2 separate regions of the Homo sapiens genome follow, and region 2 is linked to region 1. A link is a loop called in an ENCODE intact Hi-C map of the cell type or tissue named here. Cell type or tissue: heart right ventricle. All regions are shown on one strand. Each heading gives the region's core, and the rest is flanking DNA. Links, peaks and the distances in the headings are about the cores only. Region 1 holds the start of UGGT2 (UDP-glucose glycoprotein glucosyltransferase 2). Region 2 overlaps DNAJC3 (DnaJ heat shock protein family (Hsp40) member C3).

What was found. A loop is a pair of places that touch in the nucleus more often than their neighbours do. Peaks named below come from ENCODE experiments on the same cell type or tissue, not always from the same donor. Only the 100,000 strongest peaks of a DNase experiment are listed, where the experiment ranks them.
Region 2: it touches region 1 in a loop (13-fold over the local background); 4 of 110 quality-filtered maps call a loop at or near these places.

Annotation. Positions count from the first base shown.
Region 1 is chr13:96,051,005-96,056,385 of GRCh38, forward strand. It overlaps UGGT2 (UDP-glucose glycoprotein glucosyltransferase 2), which reads right to left and starts at 2,397. Exons shown (of 39, transcript NM_020121.4): 1 at 2,151-2,397. The coding sequence starts at 2,308. RefSeq lists an enhancer at 2,159-2,658. In heart right ventricle, for the core only: a CTCF peak has its summit at 2,407; a DNase peak (open chromatin) is centred at 2,527; H3K4me3 peaks cover 2,092 bases; H3K27ac peaks cover 1,214 bases.
Region 2 is chr13:95,680,315-95,685,695 of GRCh38, forward strand. All of the region lies in intron 1 of DNAJC3 (DnaJ heat shock protein family (Hsp40) member C3), which reads left to right. Among named protein-coding and RNA genes, the nearest start is that of DNAJC3, 5.9 kb to the left of the region's middle. In heart right ventricle, for the core only: no CTCF peak of the experiment used is centred there; no DNase peak of the experiment used is centred there; H3K27ac peaks cover 4 bases.

The DNA of each region.
Region 1 (5,381 bases), core at 239-5,238:
TCATGCTGCTATAAAGACACATGCACACACATGTTTATTGCGGCACTATTCACAATAGCAAAGACTTGGAACCAACCCAAATGTCCGTCAATGATAGACTGGATTAAGAAAATGTGGCACATATACACCACGGAATACTATGCAGCCATAAAAAAGGATGAGTTCATGTCCTTTGTAGGGACATGCATGCAGCTGGAAACCATCATTCTCAGCAAACTATCACAAGGATAGAAAACCAAACACCTCATGTTCTCACTCATAGGTGGGAACTGAACAATGAGAATACTTGGACACACAATGGGGAACATCACACACCAGGGCCTGTTGTGGGGTTGGGGGAGCGGGGGATAGCATTAGGAGATACACCTAATGTAAATGATGAGTTAATGGGTGCAGCACACCAACATGGCACATGTATATCTATGTACCTGCACGTTGTGCACATGTACCCTAGAACTTAAAGTATAATAATAAAAAAAATAGCTGGGACTTAATTAAACTAAACAGCTTTTGCACGGCAAAAGGAATAGTCAGCAGAGTAAACAGACAACCCACAAAACGGGAGAAAATCTTCACAATCTATACATCTGAAAAAGGATTAATATCCAGAATCTACAAGGAACTCAAATCAGCAGGAAAAAAAAAACAGTCCCATCAAAAAGTGGGCTAAGGACATGAATAGACAATTCTCAAAAGATATATAAATGGCTAACATGAAAAAATGCTCAACATACTAATGATCAGGGAAACACAAATCAAAACCACAATGCGATACCACCTTACTCCTGCAAGAATGGCCATAATAAAAAAATAAAAATAAATAATAGATGTTGGCGTGGATGCAGCGAACAGGGAACACTTCTACACTGCTGGTGGGAATGTAAACTAGTATAACCACTATGGAAAACAGTGTGGGGAGTCCTCAAAGTACTAAGAGTAGATCTACCATTTGATCCAGCAATCCCACTACTAGGTATCTACCCAGAGGAAAAGAAGTCATGAAAAAGATAGTTGCACAAGTATGTTTATAGCAGCACAATTCACAAGTGCAAAAATGTGGAACCAATCCAAATACCCATCAATCAACGAGTGGATAAACTGTGGCATATATATGATGGAACACTACTCAGCCATAAAAAGGAATCAATTAATGGCATTCACAGCAACCTGGATGAGATTAGAGACTATTATTCTAAGTGAAGTAAGTCAGAAATGGAAAACCAAATATAGTATGTTCTCACTGATATGTGGGAACTAAGCTATGAGGATGCAAAGGCATAAGATTGACACAATGGACTTCGGGGACTCGGGGGAAAGGTTGAGAAGGGAGTGAGGGATAAAAGACTACAAATTGGGTGCAGTGTATATACTGATGGGGTGATGGGTGTACCAAAATCTCAGAAATCACCACTAAAGAACTTACTCATGTAACCAAACACCACCTGTTCCCCAATAAACTATAGAAATGAAAAAAAAAAAGAACTTTTAGCATCAAATACATGAACTTATGTGGAGTCATGGAGTCTCTTTTTAGGGACACACACTGTTGCTGTGGTGAACAGCCATTAAGTCATTGGTGTAAAACTTCATTTTTGCTAAGAGAAAGAACTTTCTAATTTTACTCAACTAGAATACTAAAGGGCAAAATGCAATAGCTACAAGTTTTGTTCTGCAGAGTAAATGACAGGTCATGAACTAATTCCGTTGGAAGAGATACAGGAAAAATATTACCTTGCAGGAAGCTGCCCTCCCCATAGTAAGCCTAGGAGCTGATGGTATGATGTCATCATTACGAAACTAGGTACTTTAAGCACTGTCTGAACAGAACTGCCTACCCCAGTAGAAGCTCTTGCGTTAAGTGCCACGCGTAAATGCTAATACATCCCAACGTATTAAAGCAGGGCAGGGAAGCTTTAAAAATCGTAGGTAAAGTAAGACTGAGGGGGAAAGGAACTGCAAGTGAGTGCTGCACGGGAACCGAGAAGCCGCCCCGGGTCGGGAAGGAAGGAGGTGGTGATGCTCAGGGCCAGAGCGGGGGCGTCTGGAGAACCCGGGTGGGAGCCAGACACCCGCTGCGAGCACGAAGAAAGCGCGGCTGAGGGTGGCAGCGCGCCCACACCCGCCCGGACGAGGGCCCGGCCCGCACCCACCTTGCCTCCAGCAGCAGCGGGGTCTCGGGCCACTTCGCGGCCAAGTGGGCAGTCACCGACTTGGACGCGGCGACCGTCCCGGAGCCGAGCTGCGAAAGCCACAGCGCTGTGGAGCCTAGTAGCAGCCGCACCACGTTCGTGGCTTTCGCTGGCGCCATGGCACGGAGAGAAAAGCGCGAGTCCCTCGGACCCGGTACCCACAGTCTGTGGCCGCCACGCTTCGGCCGGCTCTTCCCGCTGCGCGGCTGCCCACTTCCGGTGGGAGGAGCTCGAGTCCGTTACTGGGTGCCGGGTCCAGACCGGCGCATGCGTGTCCCGCTCCGGCGCGGTTTAGTGGGTGCGGCCTGGAGAGCCCACGCCAGCCGGACACTGGGCCACGTCGGAGCCGCCGGGGCGGCGCCGGGTTGCTGAGCGGCGTCACAGATGCTCCCGCGGGTCCGCTCCCGCGGGTCCATTCCCAGGACTTTGGGTTCTCGGACAGAGGCCTTAGGACACGGGGCGGGAAGCTGGCTCTCCAGACCGAACTAGGGCTCTGGAGTTGCCAAAATCTGGAAGCAAAGTCAGGACCACTTGCATATTGTCCACCTTTTACATAGGAGGAAAATAAGTCCAGTTAAAGTTGAAGTCCCCACCTCACGCAGTTCTCAAGTGTTACTACAGGTTGGAATCACCTGGGAGAGCTTTTATAAGGCCGCCGCCAAGGCCACGCCCCGTACCTGAGAATCTCGGGAGGGGGGGTGAGATGCGGCATCAGTAGTATTAGTTAAAATCCGCAGGCCGGGCGCGGTGGCTCACGCCTGTAATCCCAGCACTTTGGGAGGCCGAGGCGGGCGGATCACGAGGTCAGGAGATCGAGACCATCCTGGCTAAAACGGTGAAACCCCGTCTCTACTAAAAATACAAAAAATTAGCCGGGCGTAGTGGCGGGCGCCTGTAGTCCCAGCTACTTGGGAGGCTGAGGCAGGAGAATGGCGTGAACCCAGGAGGCGGAGCTTGCAGTGAGCCGAGATCCCGCCACTGCACTCCAGCCTGGGCAACAGAGCGAGACTCCGTCTCAAAAAAAAAAAAAAAAAAAAAATCCGCAGGTGATTCCAGTGTCCAATCATGTTAGGAAACCCGTGACTTACGGGTGGCTCTCAAACTTTAACCACTTGCTTGTTAAAACACTGCAGAGTGGTGGGCCTCCCCACAGTGTTTCGGATTCAGTAGAGCCCTTGCGGGGGCCGAGAACTTGCATTTTATTTCTCCCAAGTTCGCAGATAATACTAGTGGCTAGAAATCACACTGGAGCCTTTTCCATTGGAAGGTGTGGTCCAGGGTAGGCTTCAGCTGTGAGCTCAATGGAAATGCAGAAGCTCAGGCCCCGCCCCAGACCTAATGAATCAAGATCTCCAATTTAACGGGAACCACAGGTGATTCCTATGCACAGGAAAGGTGGAGAAGAGTGATTTAGAGGATTACATTTAAAAGTGCACAGAAAAGTGCCAATAAGCCTGAGCATGGTGGCTCACGCCTGTAGTCCCAGCACTTTGGAAGGTCGAGGCGGGAAGGTAGCTTAAGCCGAGGAGGTAGAGGCTGCAGAAAACGGTGATTGCGCCACTGCCCTCCAACCTGGGCGAAAGAGGGAGACCGTGTCTCAAAAAAACAAACAAACAAAAGGCCAATACGTGATAGTTGTTTTGTCAGAGTAAAATATATGGTAAAAGAGTTTAGCGGATGCACGGATTCATTGCTTTTTTTCTCTCCTGTTACTCCTTTGCCCTGCAGGGAAGCTGGATCTCTTGAAGTTGCGGAAACATAGTCATTCCCTTTTTTCGTTTCATTTGCTTAGTCAGTACCCTTCCTTAGAAAACCCTATTCCGCTAAGCAGTTCCACGAATTTCCAGAATAATTTCTCACTTCCAAAGTTTAGCCTTCATTTCCTGATTTATCCTACTTGGTATGATCTATCCTTACTTTAAATTTCCTCTTTATTGTAACTGCCATATAGCACTTAAGTTCTCACTTTAATACTTGAGTACGCTACTTACTTATTTCTCCTGTGAGAGATAGTATATTCCCCCAGAACTCATGCCTTGTTCATCTTTGGCATCCCGTGCAGTACCTAGCACAATACTTCACATTCACATGTTATTTGGGGACTCCATGAAGATTGAAGAACCCTTGCTTTATGGAAAGAATGTAGAAAGCTAAGGCAAATGCACTTCATTTCTATCCATAGTGTATACGAGAAAAATACATTACGAATCTTTCACAATTATTTGCTTTAATTAACTCCCCATTTCCACTCATATTTAGACCGAAATTTTTATTGAGATTGTGGGATTAAGGAAATAAAATATTGACAGTGAATGTCTTACATGTCAGCATATCCAATGGACTGCAAATCTTTAAGAAATAATTGGCCATATAAAAGGCACATTAAATAGACTATTAAAGGACACTAATAAAATGTATATTAGTAAAAATTTCACTATATGTGAGTTCAGAATAGTGAGAATGCTCATTTCTCTTTTAAAGAGAATAAAATTAATCTAATCTAGGCCATCTATGAATATATTTGTTATACATTTTATCTTACATGGTGTTCTCCTAGAAATTTTAATTTGAAACATTCCTCAGAATGATGATCCCCAAGCTTGTTTCCCCATCTACAGAGCAAAAGGATAAGACAATGTGATATTTAAGATTCCTTCTATATGTGATTCCTATGTGCAGATAAAAAAATACTAAAATGCAAAAATTGAGTAAATTAGCAAAGTCCACTCCAGTCAGTGGAGTAGCAAAGTATTTTAAAATCCACTATCAATAACCCTTTGGCACAGATTGGCTTTGAACTACGGACCTAACTCTACCTAAGTCTTTTTAGCAAAATACAATACAAAAGTTATTCACTGCAGGATAAAAGGAATAAAATTGATGAAGGTAGCAGTTTCTATCATATGTGGAAGAAGTGATTAATGAGTGCTTTATAATAAGAATCTTGTGTTTAACAGAATAAATCATCTTGAATTTAATGATATGTATTTAATGATAATAATGGCATGACATGAGTACAAAGTTACTGCCAAATTATTGCATTATATAATAAAATTTTAATTTTCTAAGCCTACATAAAATCCAGTGGGTGAACTCACTTTTAAAAGTATTATTCTGTAGGTTTTCCAGATTTCCCTTATAAGAAAGACCCTATTCTCCTATTCTCGTTTTATTATTAAAAGATCTTTTGTC
Region 2 (5,381 bases), core at 175-5,174, 370 kb before region 1:
TTGGCCATGGGGAAAAGAATAGTTGAAAATATATAGTTGAAAATCTATACGTATAAAATATTGTGATAAGTTTTATTTGAACCATGATAAGTTTTATTTGAACCTAACCTATTAAAGGTATGTTTTGTCTTTTCTAGGATTTTCTTGACATTATCTAAATAGGGAAAGAATAAAGTAGCAAAAATGAGTGACTTTAAGTAATTTAAATAAATTAAGTATCATAAAAGGTGGTCACATATTTTCTAGAATTATTTTAAATTCTTTAATAAGATAGGCTGTAGTTAGCAGTAGTATCAAAGTTCCAGTTCTCTTGACATAGTTAGTATTTGCTGAGAAACTGCCTGGAAATGCAGTGGTTTTCATTCTGTGAGGTAGGGGAAGTTGTTCTGGGAGGGGATGCACTGTAGTAATTAGGTTTTATTTTCCCATATGAAGTTAATTAATTGTTGTTAAGTTTAATTTCTACTGCTGTGGTCTCTTTTGATTAGTGTCCTGCAGTTAATCTTTGTTTATATGGAAGTATCATGGGAACCCATTCACCTGCTCTTCAGAACGCAAACATTTCAACCATAGATTTATTTTTCTTTCCATATCTTTAGAAAGCTACTTAAAAAAATTAAATCTGATGAGTTTGTATCATTTGGAGTTCTGGAATATGGAGAAGACTCATTTAATCAGTCAGCAAAGGCTTTTACTAACTATATTGCTCTTTGGTGAGGTATATATACGTAGCATAGAACTCATGGCTTTTGCTTTTGAGTTTACAGACCACTTAGGGTTTAAGACATGCATTTGTGAAGCATTCACGTCCTCTTTTTCTCCTTTCCCGCTTTAGACTGAGTGGTCCATTATTGTAGTTAGTGTACTGCAAATGCCCATTTATTTTCTGGCCCCTGTAATCTTCTGTTTTACTCACCTGCCAAAACCCAACACTGGTTAAATTCAACTTGGCCAACTGTTTTTATACCTTATAGGTAAACACGGACGGAGGAAAATGGAGACAACTTTGCTGATTAGTCTCATTTATCTTTATTTTTATTTTCAATTTTTTTTCGAGACAAGGTCTTGCCCTGTCACCCAGGCTGGAGTGCAGTGGCATGATCCTAGCTCAATGTAGGCTTGACCTCCTGGGCTCAAGCAGTCCTCCCATCTCAGCCTCCTGAATAGCTGGGACCACAGGTATGCACCACTGCATCCCCTACTAAGTTTTTAAAATTTTTTGTAGGGACAGGGTCTTCTATGTTGCCCAGGCTGGTCTTGAACTCCTGGGCTCAAGCAATCCTCATCCCTTGGCCTCCCAAAGTGTTGAGATTACAGGCACGAGCCAATGCACCTGGCCCTGATTAGTCTCATTTTAAAGAAACAATCTCAGTCGCAAATGCACATTAAATACTGCTAACACTCCCACAATTCTTTACTATGTCTATTCTTGAAAATCAATATTTCAAACATTTTCCTCCTTTCTGAAGCCTCTAATTTAAACTCTCCTTTCCTCTCTCCCCTACCTCATTCTTTTAGACCTTGTCTTTACTGAGAAAATGAAAGCCATCACAAGGCAAGTTCTTCTTTCTACCTCAAAATTCACTAGCTTATCTACATTTGTACCTATTCTGCTACTTTTTCTCATATTGAAATACATTAAATGTCTCTATTCCCAGATAAATCTAATCTGTGTACTTACACCCTGGATTCCATTTCCTCTCACCTTCTGAAAATGTTGCTCCTACAGTTGTATCTTTGTGCTGCTATAACAAAATACCACAGACTGAGTAATTTATAAAAAAAATTTCAACCTGAATTTTGGAGAGAACATTCAGATAATAGTAGATGCTGAACTTCCTGTACTATCTTTCTTTGGCTAGATTCCACTGTCTTCTGTGTTTCTGCTACAAGACTTCTTTTAGACTCTACCCCACCTTGCTAGAGTCTTGGCTTAGCCTTCTGTTCTTTTTTAGAGAAGAAACTTAGGGCTTTCCTCATTCCTCATATTCTAAGTGCTCCAACCTGAATAACCATCTCTCTCTCTGGGATTGCTCTCTGGTCTGGGTCTGCCACCGCCTTTGCTTGAACTTTAGTATCTTTGACTATGAGTTCTTGCCTCCTTTAGTCTGGTTCTTCCAGTCTTGATTGTAACTCACGTCATACCTTTAACCCCCCACCTTTAAGTTTAAAAAAATCCTTATTTTCTGCTCTCCAAAATATAAGATATTCTAATACTAATTTCAGTGAAAGACATAGTTGGCTACTCTACCTTTTTCCCTGCCCTTGCTGCTTATTTTGCTGACTTATGATCACTGCTTGTCTAAGGAGAAACCTATTGTCTAATGCTGATTAGGAAATGGCATGATGTTTGGTTGTCTTACCTCTCTGAAAATAATGTTTACAGACCATGTGGCAAAGGAATAAAAATTACCTGTGGCTCAAAAGAGAGTGGATTGCAAAAACAGCCAATAATTCGCAAATAATTTGATTTTTCAGATGTGTCTTTATGAATCATTGATCATATGTTTGACTTGATAATTGTTATGTATTTTAGATTTTATTCTGATGAATTATAATACGTTTAAGTAAAAAGGCAAATAGTTAAATTCATTCAACAAATATTGCATACCCACTATGTGCGGGATACTGAATTAGGTGATACAAAGAAGAAAAGACAGCTCCTCCTCTCAAACTTGCTTTTGATAAGTTTTGTGGAGTTGGGACTTTGAGAAGCAGGCAAATTGTGAAAAGCAATATATAGAGAGAGTGATATTGCAAAGTGAAGTCATGTACTTCTGAGTGTGGAAATGCAAAATATAGGAAGATTGAAGGAGCTTTTTTTCCCTCTCTCAAAACAATACAGTGTGAGGGAAGGTTTCACAAAGGAGCCAGCATTTGAGGGCAGAATCTTTTTTTTTGTTTAACTTTATTTTATTTTAGATTCAAGATATACATGTGCAGGTTACATGGGTATATTGTGTAATGGTGGGGTGGTATGATTTAGATCTGTGCCCCACCCAAATCTCATGTTCAGCTGTAATCCCCAGTGTTGGATCTGGGGCCTGGTGGGAAGTGATTGGATCATGGGGGTGGTTTCTAATGGTTTAGCACCATCCCCCAGAGCTGTTATTGTGATAGAATTCTCACAAGATCTGGTTGTTTAAAAGTGTGCAGTATCTCCCCCCTCTCTGTCTTCCTCCGGCTCTGGCCATGTGAAGATGTGCCTACTTCTCCTTTACCTTTTGCCATGATTGTAAATTTCCTGAGGCCTCCCCAGCCATGCTTCATGTACAACCTACAGAACCGTCAGCCAATTAAACCTCTTTTCTTTATAAATTACCCAGTTCCGGCTGGGCACTGTGGCTCACGCCTGTAATCCCAGCACTTTGGGAGGCCGAGGTGGATGGATCACGAGGTCAGGAGTTCAAGATCAGCCTGGGCAAGATGGTGAAACCCCGTCTCTACTAAAAATACAAAAAAAAAAAAACTTAGCCTGTTGTGGAGGTGGGCGCCTGAAATCCCAGCTACTTGGGAGGCTGAGGCAGAGAATTGCTTAAACCTGGGAGGCAGAGGATGAAGTGAGCCGAGATTGCACCACTGCACTCCAGCCTGGGTGACAGAGCAAAACTCCATCTCAAAAAAAAAAAAAAAAAAATTACCCAGTTCCGGGTATTTCTTTATAGCAATGTGAGAATGGACTAATACAGAAAATTGGTACTGGGAGTGGGGCATTGCTATAAAGATACCTGAAATTGTAGAAGGAAGCAACTTTGGAATGGGGTAATGGGCAGAGGTTGGGACAGTTTGGAGGACTCAGAGGAAGACAGGAAGAGGAACGAAAGTTTGAAACCTCCTAGAGACTTGTTGAATGGTTGTGACCAAAATGCTGATAGTGGTATAGACAGTGAAGTTCAGGCTGAGGAGGGCTCAGAATGACCGCAGATGAGGAACTTATTGGGAACTGGAGTAAAGGCCACTCTTGCTATGCTTTAGTAAAGAGACTGGTGGCATTGTACCCCTGGTCTATGGATCTGTGGAACTTTGAACTTGAGAGAGGTGATTTAGGGTATCTGGTGGAAGAAACTTCTAAGCAGCAAAGTGTTCAAGATGTGACCTGGCCTCTAGCAGCCAGTGCTCATATTCATGAACAAAGAAATGATGTAAAATTGGAACTTACATTTAAAAGGGAAACAGAGCAGAAGAGTTGGAAAATTTTCAGTCTGACCATGTGGTAGAAAAGAAAAACCCATTTATAGGGGAGTAATTCAAGCAGACTGCATGAATTTGCATAAGTAAAGAGGAGCCAAGTGCTGATAGCCAAGACAATGGGAAAAAGGGCTCCAAGGCATCTCAGCGACCTTTAAGGCAGCTCCTTCTATCATAGGCCCAGAGACCTAGGAGGGAAGAACAGTTTCCTGGGCCAGGGCCCTGCCAGCCTCAGGACACTGCTGCCTGCATCCTAGTTACTCCAGCTCCAGCCATGGCTGAAAGGGGCCCAGATATAGCTCAGGCCTTCAGACGGTGCCAGCCCAAACCCTTGGAAGATTCCACATGCTGTTAAGCCTGCAGGTGCTGAAAGCCAAGAATTGAGGCTTGGGAGCCTCAGCCTAGATTTCAGATATATGGAAAAGCCTGGATGTTCAGGCAGAAGGTTGCTGCAGGGGCAGAGCCCTCATGGAAAAATCTCTACTAGGGCAGTGCAGAGGGGAAATGTGGGGTTGGAGCCCCCAACAGAGTCCCCACTGGGGCACTGCCTAGTGGAGCTGTGAGAAAGACCACCATCTTTCAGACCCCAGAATGGTAGATCCGCTGACAGCTTGCACCATGCACCTGGAAAAGCTGCAGCCACTCATTGCCAGCCCTTGACAGCAGCCGCGTGGGCTGAGCCCTGCAAAGTCACAGGAGTGGCACTGCCCAAGGCCTTGGGAGCTCACCCCTTGCTGCAATATGCCCTGGATGTGAGACATGGAGTCAAAGGAGATTATTTTGGAGCTTTAAGATTTAATAACTGCCCTGCTGGGTTTTAGCACGTGCATGGGGCCCGTAGCCTTTTTCTTTTGGCCGGTTTTACCCTTTTGGAATGGGACTATTTACCCAATGCCTATAATCCCATTGTATCTTGGAAGTAATTAACTTGTTTTTGATTTTATAGGCTTATAGGTGGAAGGGACTTGGCTTGTCCCAGATGAGACTTTGGACTTTTGAGTTAATGCTGGAATGAGTTAAGACTTTGGGGGCTGTTGAGAAGGGATGATTGTATTTTGTAATGTGAGAACATGATATTTTGGAGGAGCTGGGGCGGAATGATATGGTTTGGATCTGTGCCCCACCCAAATCTTATGTTGAATTGTAATCCCTAATGTTGGAGTTGGGGCTTGGTGGTAGGTTTTTTGTTTTTT